Linked DNA regions of Homo sapiens: region 2 is linked to region 1. A link is an interaction called in ENCODE POLR2A ChIA-PET data of the cell type or tissue named here. Cell type or tissue: PC-3. All regions are shown on one strand. Each heading gives the region's core, and the rest is flanking DNA. Links, peaks and the distances in the headings are about the cores only. Region 1 overlaps KIF3C (kinesin family member 3C). Region 2 holds the start of KIF3C (kinesin family member 3C).

What was found. Peaks named below come from ENCODE experiments on the same cell type or tissue, not always from the same donor. Only the 100,000 strongest peaks of a DNase experiment are listed, where the experiment ranks them.
Region 2: POLR2A ChIA-PET joins it to region 1 with 13 read pairs; 3 of 35 experiments call an interaction of 5 or more read pairs at or near these places.

What each region holds. Positions count from the first base shown.
Region 1 is chr2:25,922,758-25,928,126 of GRCh38, reverse strand. KIF3C (kinesin family member 3C) reads left to right here. Exons shown (of 8, transcript NM_002254.8): 8 at 1-1,529. Among named protein-coding and RNA genes, the nearest start is that of ASXL2, 47 kb to the right of the region's middle. In PC-3, for the core only: no CTCF peak of the experiment used is centred there; no DNase peak of the experiment used is centred there.
Region 2 is chr2:25,980,457-25,985,825 of GRCh38, reverse strand. It overlaps KIF3C (kinesin family member 3C), which reads left to right and starts at 3,329. Exons shown (of 8, transcript NM_002254.8): 1 at 3,329-5,369. The coding sequence starts at 3,909. RefSeq lists silencers at 3,081-3,250, 3,391-3,550 and enhancers at 3,540-4,049, 4,050-4,558, 5,068-5,369. In PC-3, for the core only: a CTCF peak has its summit at 999; no DNase peak of the experiment used is centred there; H3K4me3 peaks cover 1,550 bases; H3K27ac peaks cover 491 bases.

The DNA of each region.
Region 1 (5,369 bases), core at 102-5,101:
GGCTGCTCCTGCCTGCTTCGATCATTTCTCCCTGCAGCTGCCTAGACCCCGTTCACAGTGGGAGGAGTCAATGTCATTCTACCCCTCGCTAAACGAAGATATTAACATCTATTGCTTTTTCCCTTCATCTGTCACAGGAAACAGAAGCCCAGGCACAATCTTTTCCAGCTTTGCCTGTTACCCCTGTTTCTGAATTGCATCTTTAAGGTATTATTTTGTTGAAAATAGATCCTTTATTCACTAGTTACGCAAATTGGTTCCTAGGGGGATACTCCTTACCTTCCTTTGTGATGGCCCAAAATGTCTCTAGGTATCTCAAGTGATAAGTAAATTTCTACAAAAAAAAATGGTTAATGTTCATTGACTGGCTTTTTAAGTGTATATTTTGGAGGACGGGTGAAGAGGTCATAACGAAAGCAAGCGAGTGAATTAGGATTTCAAAGTGCCCTAATAGTGTGAGTCTCCAGTTCCTAGAATATGAAGAGTGCTGTCGTTGGGGTGAAACCATGAGACTGACAGATCTGCCTGAAATGGGGGGTGTGGGAGGTGGTGGCGGGGGTTATTCTCTTTCCTTCAGGAAATGAACCCTTCTTACATCATTCAAGTTCTGCTCTGAGGATCAAGCTTGGGTCTGATTTAACTCAGCGACACTGTCATTTCTGCTTCATTACTGGACTAGAGGGTTGAGCCACCCACTTGCCATTTGCTCCTGTCCTTCCAGGAAATCACAATTTTCATCAGAGCCCAAGAGATTATTTGAGACTCAGGATTCAGATCAGAGGTTCGACTGTGGCTGGGACAGGAGTTGTGTGTAGAAATTCACCAGGTGGCCTGAGCGCAGGGGGACCTCCAGGGCTGCGTTGAGCAGCCTCTCCCACTGACCTCTTTCTCGTTTGTGGACAAAGCAGCACGTATCACCTCATTCATCACTTGGACACATCGCCTTTGCATTGTCTTGTCACACCTCCCTCACAGTCTTATAGCACAATATACCCAAATCAGCCCCCCCAGTCCGAGGGCTGGGCCCGAGGTATGGTCGGAGGAGGAGCTCCTGCCTGCGGTTTTGTGTATGTGTGTATGTGTGTGCGTGTTTGTGTGCGTGTTTACCTCCACAGGGGACACTCTACACTCAGTGTAAGATCTGCTGGGAACAGGGCCACCAGGAGTGGCTGGATCTCAGTCTCTCTGTCTCTCTTTCTCTCCTTTTCCTTTTGGTGTATCAAATATTTGATTGACAAAGTAAGGGCCTTGATTAGGACCAAATTCTCGTGTGTTGCTATGGTCTTTATTTAGGACAACAATTAACAATGCAGTGGCCCATTCTTGTCACTCTACACATATGACTATACGGGACATATGTAATATATAAATATATATATAAAACATTCCCCTCTGTCCCCTTGGCTTCGGATGGAGGCCTTTCTGTTGAGCTGAAATGCACCTGCAGCTGGGTGCTGCCAGCAGCTTGCAGGCCCCAGCCCTGTTCCAATCAATGCAGTTGACAATAAAGGAATGAGTATCGTCACGGAGTTGACTGCCTTACTTCTCTTCCCTTTGTTTCTTCCTACTTTAACTCCCTCCCTTTTTCATTTTCTCCTTTCTCTCTCTTCCATGTTTTTCCAGTAGGGGCTCAAGAGTATATCAGCCAGACGTGGTGGCTCACACCTGTAATCCCAGCACTTTGGGAGGCCCAGGCAGGCAGATCACCTGAGGTCAGGAGTTTGAGACCACCCTGGCCAACATGGTGAAACCCCATCTCTACTACATATACAAAAATTAGCCTGGTGTGGTGGCACACACCTGTAATCTCAGCTACTCTGGAGGCTGAGGCAGGAGAATCATTTGAACCCTGGAGGCAGAGCTTGTAGTGAGCTGAGATTGTGCCACTGCACTCTAGCCTGGGCGACAGAGCAAGACTCCATCCCAAAAAATAAAAATAAAAAGAGCATATGGATTCCAGCTGCAGTTATCAGCACTTTGGAAAAGAACTGGTTGCTTAATAAATGGAGATCTGTTTGCCCAATAGGGCTGGGGAGCAGGTCCCAGGCACTAGTCGGAAGTCTGTGCCGGGACTATGGCAGCAGCTGTTTGTGTTCTAGGCTGGTCGTCCCCAACCAGTTAATTCTGAGCAACTGGCAGATTTCAGAACTGCCTCAGTGGTGTCCAGATTAGCTGTCACTGTCATACTCCCTATGCCCTCATTGATCCACCAAAGGGGTTAAAGGAGGAAAGAATGCATGTAAACCACACAGATGTGCCTGGGCCTGATGGGTGCTGAATTACAATAACTTGAAAGTCTAGGCCGAGTGCGGTGGCTCACGCCTGTAATCCCAGCACTTTGGGAGGTTGAGGCAGGTGGATCCCTGAGGTCAGGAGTTCGAGACCAGCCTGGCCAACATGGTGAAACTCTGTCTTTACTAAAAATACAAAAATTAGCCAGGCATGGTGGTGCACACCTGTAGTCCCAGCTACTCGGGAGGCTGAGGCAGGAGAATCGCTTGAACACAGGAGGCAGAAGTTGAGGTGAGCTGAGATTGTGGCATTGCACTCCAGCCTAGCCAACAAGAGTGAAACTGTCTCGAAAAGAAAAGAAAGACTAGCTTCCCTTATCCTCTCTTCTCAGGACCTATTTTCCCTCCTGCTGGGTTCTAGCCACTAGCTCTCTGTAGTGTGGAGGTCTTACAGGAAATGAAAATTAGTTATTGCTAAAAAACAAACAAACACAAAGCTTTGAACCCTGACTCCTAGGGGAGCACTGAAGTTTGTCTGCTGCAAAAATCAGGCAGTAAACCAACTATTTTGGCACTGACAGTTTTCTTAGAGGGATGTCCTGTCTCTGTGCCAGGCTCTCACCCTGATCTCTAACAGGGTTCCAGGGCTGGAGTGGCTCTGCTGCTTCGGGGGCGTTTGCTAGGTATTGTGTAAGGTGCTTTACACACACAGACACACACACTCACACTCATTTCATTCTCCTAGTGAGAGGATTATGGTGACTGATTGAGAGATGGAAGTAAGCGAAATTAACTAACTGGCTAAAGACCCAGTACGTGATGAAGCTGGACTTGCAGACTCTAGAACCCATGTTTTGCCCTCTTTGCCACACTACTTCTCTAGCCCATGGAAAACTGACAGGCACTATACATGGTTCCCAAGTGGTGACAGCCAGGGACAGAGGACAGAGTGATTTATCTCAATGGGCAAGGTTCGGCATCAGACCAGATCTGCAGACCCTTGCCTAGAGGTCCTATTGTAAAACCACTCATTCAGGACAGGCGCAGTGGCTCACACCTGTAATCCCAGCGCTTCGGGAGACCGAGGCAGGTGGATCACCTGAGGTCAGGAGTTCAAGACCAGACTGGCCAACATGGTGAAACCCCATCTCTACTAAAAATATTTTAAAAACTAGCCGGGCGCGGTGGTGGGTTCCTGTAATCCCAGCTACTCGGGAGGCTGAGGCAGGAGAATTGCTTGAACCCGGGAGACGGAGGTTGCAGTGAGCCGACATGGTGCCACTGCACTCCAGCCTTGGCAACAGAGTGAGACTCCGTCTCAAAAAAAAACAACAACAACAACACAAAACCGCTCATTCCTCCATTAGCAGTGGGATCACCTGTACAGCAGGTGGTTTTCTTGAGCCCCACAGAAACAGCCAGGGGGTAGAAATTCTCCCTTGACCCAGGCCTCTGGTCTTTTGTTGATAGACAGTTCATTGATAAGGAAACTGCCATGTTTCACTTCTTCTTCCAAAACTGGACACCTGCTCTCCACAGAGTTACTTCTTTTTGTTCTCAGAACCTAGAGCTGGGGCGTAGAAAACACTACCCTTTGTCCTTGTCCCCTTGGCGTAGGATGGATGGGGTGAGTGTGAGTTAGAACTCTTGGCTACCACTAAAAAATCATTTAAGCTGGCCTGACCCAGAGGCGTGCTGTGGCACACAAAGGCAAGGAAAGACCCAGGCCTCAGGAATGACCTAGTACCAGGGACTCAAACACCACAAAGACCCTCTCTGTTTCACCACACTTCCTTCTGTGTGGGGTTCACACTCTGTCCTCAGCTGCTCCAGTTCATGATGTAGGAAACACATCTGCTAGCAGCTCTCTGGGTACATGATCCAGCCATCCGGAGAGAGTTAGCATCTTGGTCCCAATGCCAAATTTATGGGAATGGGACTCTGATTTAGCAGTTTGGGTCAGGTAGGTGGGAATATGATGTACGAACAAAACCTCCAAGAGTCCCAAGGCTGTAACCATGCAGATGTGGGGGAGGGATGAGGTAGAAATAAAAGTATTTCTCAAAAAAGATGATGGAAGTAGGAGTGGAGTCGAATGGGCTCTGGGCAGCCAGCACAACAGATGTTCTTTGCCAGTGTGTCCATCACCCAGGAGGATGGCTTTAGAAAATTTTAATCTGGAGCCGGGCATGGTGGCACACGCCTGAAATCCCAGCTACTCAGGAGGCTAAAGGCAGGAGGATCGCTTAAGCCTGGGAATTCAAGATCAGACTGGGCAACATAACGAGACACCGTCTCAAAAAAAGAGAGAAAAAGTGAAAAAGAAAGAAAATTTCAATCTAGGCTCATTTTATTACCCCGGCCATTTTTCTTTTTCCTTTTCTTTTTTTTTTTTTTTGAAACAAGAGTCTTGCTCTGTCACCCAGGCTGGTGTGCAGTGGTGCTATCTCGGCTCACTGCAACCTCCCCCTCCCAGGTTCAAGCAATTCTCCTGCCTCAGCCTCCCGAGTAGCTAGGATCACAGGCACCCACCACCACATCCAGCTAATTTTTGTATTTTTTCAGTAGAGACAGAGTTTTACCACCTTAGCCAGGCTGGTCTTGAACTCCTGACCTCAGGTGAGCCACCTGCCTCAGCCTCTCAAAGTGCTGGGATTACAGGCGTGAGCCACAGCGCCCGGTCTACCCTGGCCATTTTTCTTACAATGTGGTCCAAGAGTTACCTGGATCAAAATTACTATCCTTGGCTGGGCACAGTAGCTCACACTTGTAATCCCAGCACTTTGGGAGGCCAAGGCAGGCGGATCACCTGAGATCAGGAGTTCGAGACCAGCCTGGATAACATGGTGAAATCCCGGTCTCTATTAAAAATACAAAAATTAGACGGACGTGGTGGTGGGCACCTGTAATCCCAGCTACAGGCAGGGGAATAGCTTGCATCCAGGAGGCGGAGGTTGCAGTGAGCCTAGATTGTGCCACTGCACTCCAGCTTGGGTGACAAGGGTGAAACTCCGTCTCAAAAAAAAAAAAAAAATTACCATCCTCAGATTCTGCTTGATCAGGTCCAGGATAAACCCACTGGTAGACACTACAGGTTGCCTTTCCAATATCCATTCTTCCCTTCCTCCTTGCTTAAAA
Region 2 (5,369 bases), core at 186-5,185, 58 kb before region 1:
AATCTCGGCTCACTGCAACTTCCACCTCCCGGGTTCAAGGGATTCTCCTGCGTCAGCCTCCCAAGTAGCTGGGATTACAGGTGCCCACCACCATGCCCGGCTAATTTTTTGTATTTTTAGTAGAGACAGGGTTTCATTATGTTGGTCAGGCTGGTCTCGAACTCCTGACCTTGTGATCCCCCTGCCTTGGCCTCCCAAAGTGCTGGGATTACAGGTGTGAGCCACCGCGCCCGGCCTAAAAAAATATTGTTTTTAATTATCCAGGTGTGGTGGCATGCAACTGTAGTCCCAGCTATTCGGGAGGCTAAGGCAGGAGGATAGCTTGAGCTCAGGAGTTTGAGGCTGCAGTGAGCCATAATCATACCACTGCACTCCAGCCTGAGTGACAGAATGAGACCCCTTCTCAAATAAATTAATTGAAATAAAAACAAAGTTAGGACATTTCGGGCAGAGGAGCAGCATGAGCAAACACAAGGAGACACAAAAAAGTGGGGTGTGTTTGGGGGACTTAAGCTAATCAGAGTGGCTGGAGACTTGAGTATGTAAGAGGAAGGAAAAATGAAGACAGCGGTGAAAATGGAGACGCTGAAGTGAACAGCCTTGAATGCAAAGGACAAGAGAAAAGAAAACTGCTATTTCTGGAGTGCCTCCTATGTCGTAGGAGTTTTTGCATACATTATCTCACTTAATCCTGATGTGTAAGGTAAGCCCTCTTTTTTTTTCAGAGACAGGTTCTCACTCTGTTACCCTAGGCTAGAGTGCAGTGGTACAATCATCGCTCACTGCAGCCCTGAACTTACGGGCTTAAGCGATCCTCCTACCTCAGCCTCCTGAATAGCTGGGATTACAGCTTGAGCCACCACACCTGGTCAATGTAAGCATTCTTATCCTCATTTATTCCACTGAAAAAATAGCTGTTCAGAGAAGTTAAATAATTTCCCCAGGATCACATATCTTTTTTTGTGTGTGTGAGATGGAGTCTTGCTTTGTCGCCAGGCTGGAGTGCAGTGGCGCCATCTAGCCTCACTGCAATCTCTGCCTCCTGGGTTCAAATTATTTTCCTGTCTCAGCCTCTCAAGTAGCTGGGACTACAGGCGTGCACCACCATGCCCAGCTAATTTTTGTATTTTTAGTAGAGATGAGGTTTCATGATGTTGGCCAAGATGGTCTCGATCTCTTGACCTCATGATCCACCCGCCTCGGCCTCCCAAAGTGCTGGGATTATAGGCGTGAGCCACCGCGCCTGGCCTAGGATCACACATCTTGTAAGCAACGCGATTCCAATCTCCCTCTCACACAAGAGGATCTGGGTAAGTCCCCTGCCAGGTGGTGACATCAAGTGGGGAGAACAGGGTGAGAATCCCTTTTATCCAGCGCTGTAGTGTCAGATACATTAGCCTAAGCAGAGAAAGGGTATTCAAAACCCAAAGCCGAATGCAACCAGAAAATAGTTGAAGAACTAAAGGCTCCATCCAGAAATCATGTTGTGAGAGCCAAGAGGGGTTAGTCTACGGAGCCAAAACCCCACCCCGTAATTGGTCCAAAAGCCATGTTAATCATAAGCAGTGGAGCTTAATCAAGGAGAGGGTGGAGGGAGGCCAGGGAGCTTCAGAAGCGGGCAAGCTCTCAGCTAAGTCTCAAGCCTCTAGTCCAGCTCACGCTAAAGTTCTGGGATGGGGAAGAGTTAAGGAGGTAAATTTTGTTGAGTTGGAAAACTAAACAATTGGGTCCTCTAGAGGATAACATGCTTGGAAATGTTTTGTGGAAAGACTCTTCTGGTGCCTCTGTGAAGAAGGGTCTCCAGGTTTCAGATAACAGCACCTCTCAATCTGGTTCTCATATGGAGAGTAAAGACAGACAGCTTGGGCTCAGTCCACAGACTCAACTGCCCTCTGCAGAGTGGACCATGGATAGGACTCTGGCTTGGTCCTTGGCCTTGTGGAATTACACTTTATTTGTATCCTACAGGAAAAAAAAAAAAGATTAAGACTCCCATAGAGGAACACCAAGCACAGACATGGTCTATCCAGGATACTCAAGGAAGCAGGAGCTGTCAGGCAATCCAAGCCAGGGCAGGACTTCTCATGGTACAGTACTTCATGATTCATTATTTCATTTGAGCCTCCCAACCATTCCATGAAGTAGTTGTTAATTATTTCTTTCCCGCCTCGAATTTTTAAAAAAATAAATGAGGAAACTAAGGCTGGAGCAAGGGGAGTGACTGCTCAAAGCCACTCCATTGGATGGCCATCAGAACTGGAACTTCAATCCAGGTTTTGTCTTAGGTAAATTCTGTGCCTCTTTCACTATAGAAAAAAAAAAATTGCTAAGGGAAGGCTTCGTGGAGGAGGAGGTGCTTGAACTGCCCAAGTGGCAGGGCACTAAGTGCCGAAGGGTGACCAGGCCTCTGGGCAAAAGCACAAAGATGCTGCACAGCAAAGCCAGTTAAAGAAACAAAACACGGTTCCGGGAATGTGCACTGCTTGAGGACAGGAAGGACCCAGATCCTAGAATGGGGCCTGGGGCTCAGCAGGCGCTGGATAACTGAAGAAATGGCTGTCTGGAACACAGATTTTTCTATAGAGGAGTAGTGGCGGTGAGGCTGCGAAGGCGGAAGATGGAGAGGCTTTCACACAAGGAAGGCGGTGGAGGAGGAGCGAGGGGGCTCCCGGGTGCTTGTGCGGACATAAGGTGCGAGAGAATCAGCTGGAAGGTGGGCTCCAGCAGAGAGAAGAGGAAGGCCAGAAGTAGACCGGGACAGGGGGAGGAAAGGACAGAGTCAAGGAACATTTAGGAGTTCGGTTCCCGGAGGCCTGGCGACACCCTGACGGGGAGGGGTGACGCGCACCCATTTGCAGGCAGAAAGGCAGGAGCAGGGGGGTGTCCGAGGATGGTGGCTCGGAGGGACCAGGCATAGGTGGTGCAAGCTCAGCAGTCACTCAAGGGGTGGCATGCGGATGAGGGAGGCGCCTCCCGGACTGGGGGACCGGGAAAGGCATTAGCAACCTGCCAGAACCCGGTTAACAAAGGCAGGACTACAATTCCCGGCATGCTCGGGCTCGGTGGGGTGACGGCGGGCGGTGGCTGCGCTGCACCCGACTGGTGGGCGCAGGACCTGGGTCGGCACCGGAGCCTGTCATCCCGGAGCGGTCGGCGGGGGTGCAGAGACGGCGATGCGCCCCTGTCCCCCGCACCCGGGCCGCTCCGGGCTCGCGCCTCCCGCCCCGCGGCCCCGCCCCCTGCCCCACCCCAGTCGGGAGGCTTAGCTGGGGCCGCAGCGCGGCGGCAACATCACTCTCGCTGCCGCTGCTCCGCCCCATCCCCTTCTGTTTTTCTCTCTCATTCTCCAGTGGCGGCGGCGGGGAAGGCGGAGGCAGAGGCAGCAGCAGCCGCGCTGGCTGCAATGAATGATCCCCCAGCTTGGGGGGAGGACTCCAGGTGAGCCTCTGCCCTCGGGAGGCCCGGGACCCCCGGCCGCCCACGACCGGCAGCCCACGCTATGGATCCCTAGAGGAAGGAGGAGAAGACAGCTCGCCGCCCACCCCCATCCCATTTTCCTCTTCCTTTATCTCATTGTTGCCGAAGCTGTTTACGGCAGCGCTCCCTCTGCTCCTGCATGGGGCGGGCTCCGGGCACGGCTGCTCGGCAGGCGCTGCTCCCGCGGCGACTGGGGGATTCTGCCTAATTCACCTCCCAGCCGGTGCAGAGAGGACCGGAGAGCGGTGGAGGCCCGGACTGCAGCAGCGTTGGGGCCACCTCCCAGCGTCCCCACCCTAGGAGGCTGCATGCGGATTGAAGAGCTGCGCCTGGGGGCTGGGCCGGCCCCGCTGATCCCGACCTAGCGAGCAGGATAGCAGGACCGCCCAGGCTGCGGAGGGGCTCGGGGGCAGGAAGGTCAGAGCAGCAAGATGGCCAGTAAGACCAAGGCCAGCGAGGCCCTCAAGGTGGTGGCCCGGTGCCGCCCCCTCAGCAGGAAGGAGGAGGCTGCTGGTCACGAGCAGATCCTGACCATGGACGTGAAACTGGGCCAGGTGACCCTGCGGAACCCCCGCGCCGCCCCGGGGGAGCTGCCCAAGACCTTCACCTTTGACGCCGTGTATGATGCCAGCTCCAAGCAGGCCGACCTGTATGACGAAACCGTGAGGCCCCTGATAGACTCCGTGCTCCAGGGTTTCAATGGCACGGTGTTTGCCTATGGCCAGACGGGCACTGGCAAGACCTATACCATGCAGGGGACCTGGGTGGAGCCCGAGCTGCGCGGGGTCATCCCGAATGCCTTTGAGCACATCTTCACCCACATCTCCCGCTCCCAGAACCAACAGTACCTGGTCCGGGCCTCCTATTTGGAGATCTACCAGGAAGAGATTCGAGACCTGCTCTCCAAGGAGCCGGGCAAGAGGCTAGAGCTGAAAGAGAACCCCGAGACTGGCGTCTACATCAAGGACCTCTCCTCCTTCGTCACCAAGAATGTCAAGGAGATTGAGCATGTGATGAACCTGGGGAACCAGACCCGGGCTGTGGGCAGCACCCACATGAATGAGGTCAGCTCCCGCTCCCATGCCATCTTCATCATCACTGTGGAGTGCAGCGAACGTGGCTCTGATGGCCAGGACCACATCCGAGTGGGCAAGCTCAACCTCGTGGACCTGGCTGGCAGCGAGAGGCAGAACAAGGCAGGCCCCAACACAGCGGGAGGGGCAGCCACACCATCCTCGGGTGGCGGTGGTGGCGGTGGAGGCAGTGGTGGTGGTGCTGGTGGAGAGAGGCCTAAGGAAGCCTCCAAAATCAACCTCTCATTATCTGCCCTGGGCAACGTGATTGCTGCCCTGGCGGGCAACAGGAGCACCCACATTCCCTACCGGGACTCCAAGCTGACCCGGCTGCTCCAGGACTCCCTGGGGGGGAATGCCAAGACCATCATGGTAGCCACACTGGGGCCAGCTTCTCACAGCTACGATGAGAGCCTCTCCACCTTGCGCTTTGCCAACCGAGCCAAGAACATCAAGAACAAGCCCCGGGTGAACGAGGACCCCAAGGACACACTGCTGCGGGAATTCCAAGAGGAGATTGCCCGCCTGAAGGCCCAGCTGGAGAAGAGGGGGATGCTGGGGAAGCGGCCCCGGAGGAAGAGCAGCCGCAGGAAGAAGGCCGTGTCCGCCCCGCCTGGGTACCCTGAGGGCCCAGTGATTGAGGCCTGGGTGGCAGAAGAGGAGGATGACAACAACAACAACCACCGCCCGCCCCAGCCCATCCTGGAGTCAGCCTTGGAGAAGAACATGGAGAATTACCTGCAGGAACAGAAGGAGCGGCTGGAGGAGGAGAAGGCAGCCATCCAGGATGACCGCAGCCTGGTGAGCGAGGAGAAGCAG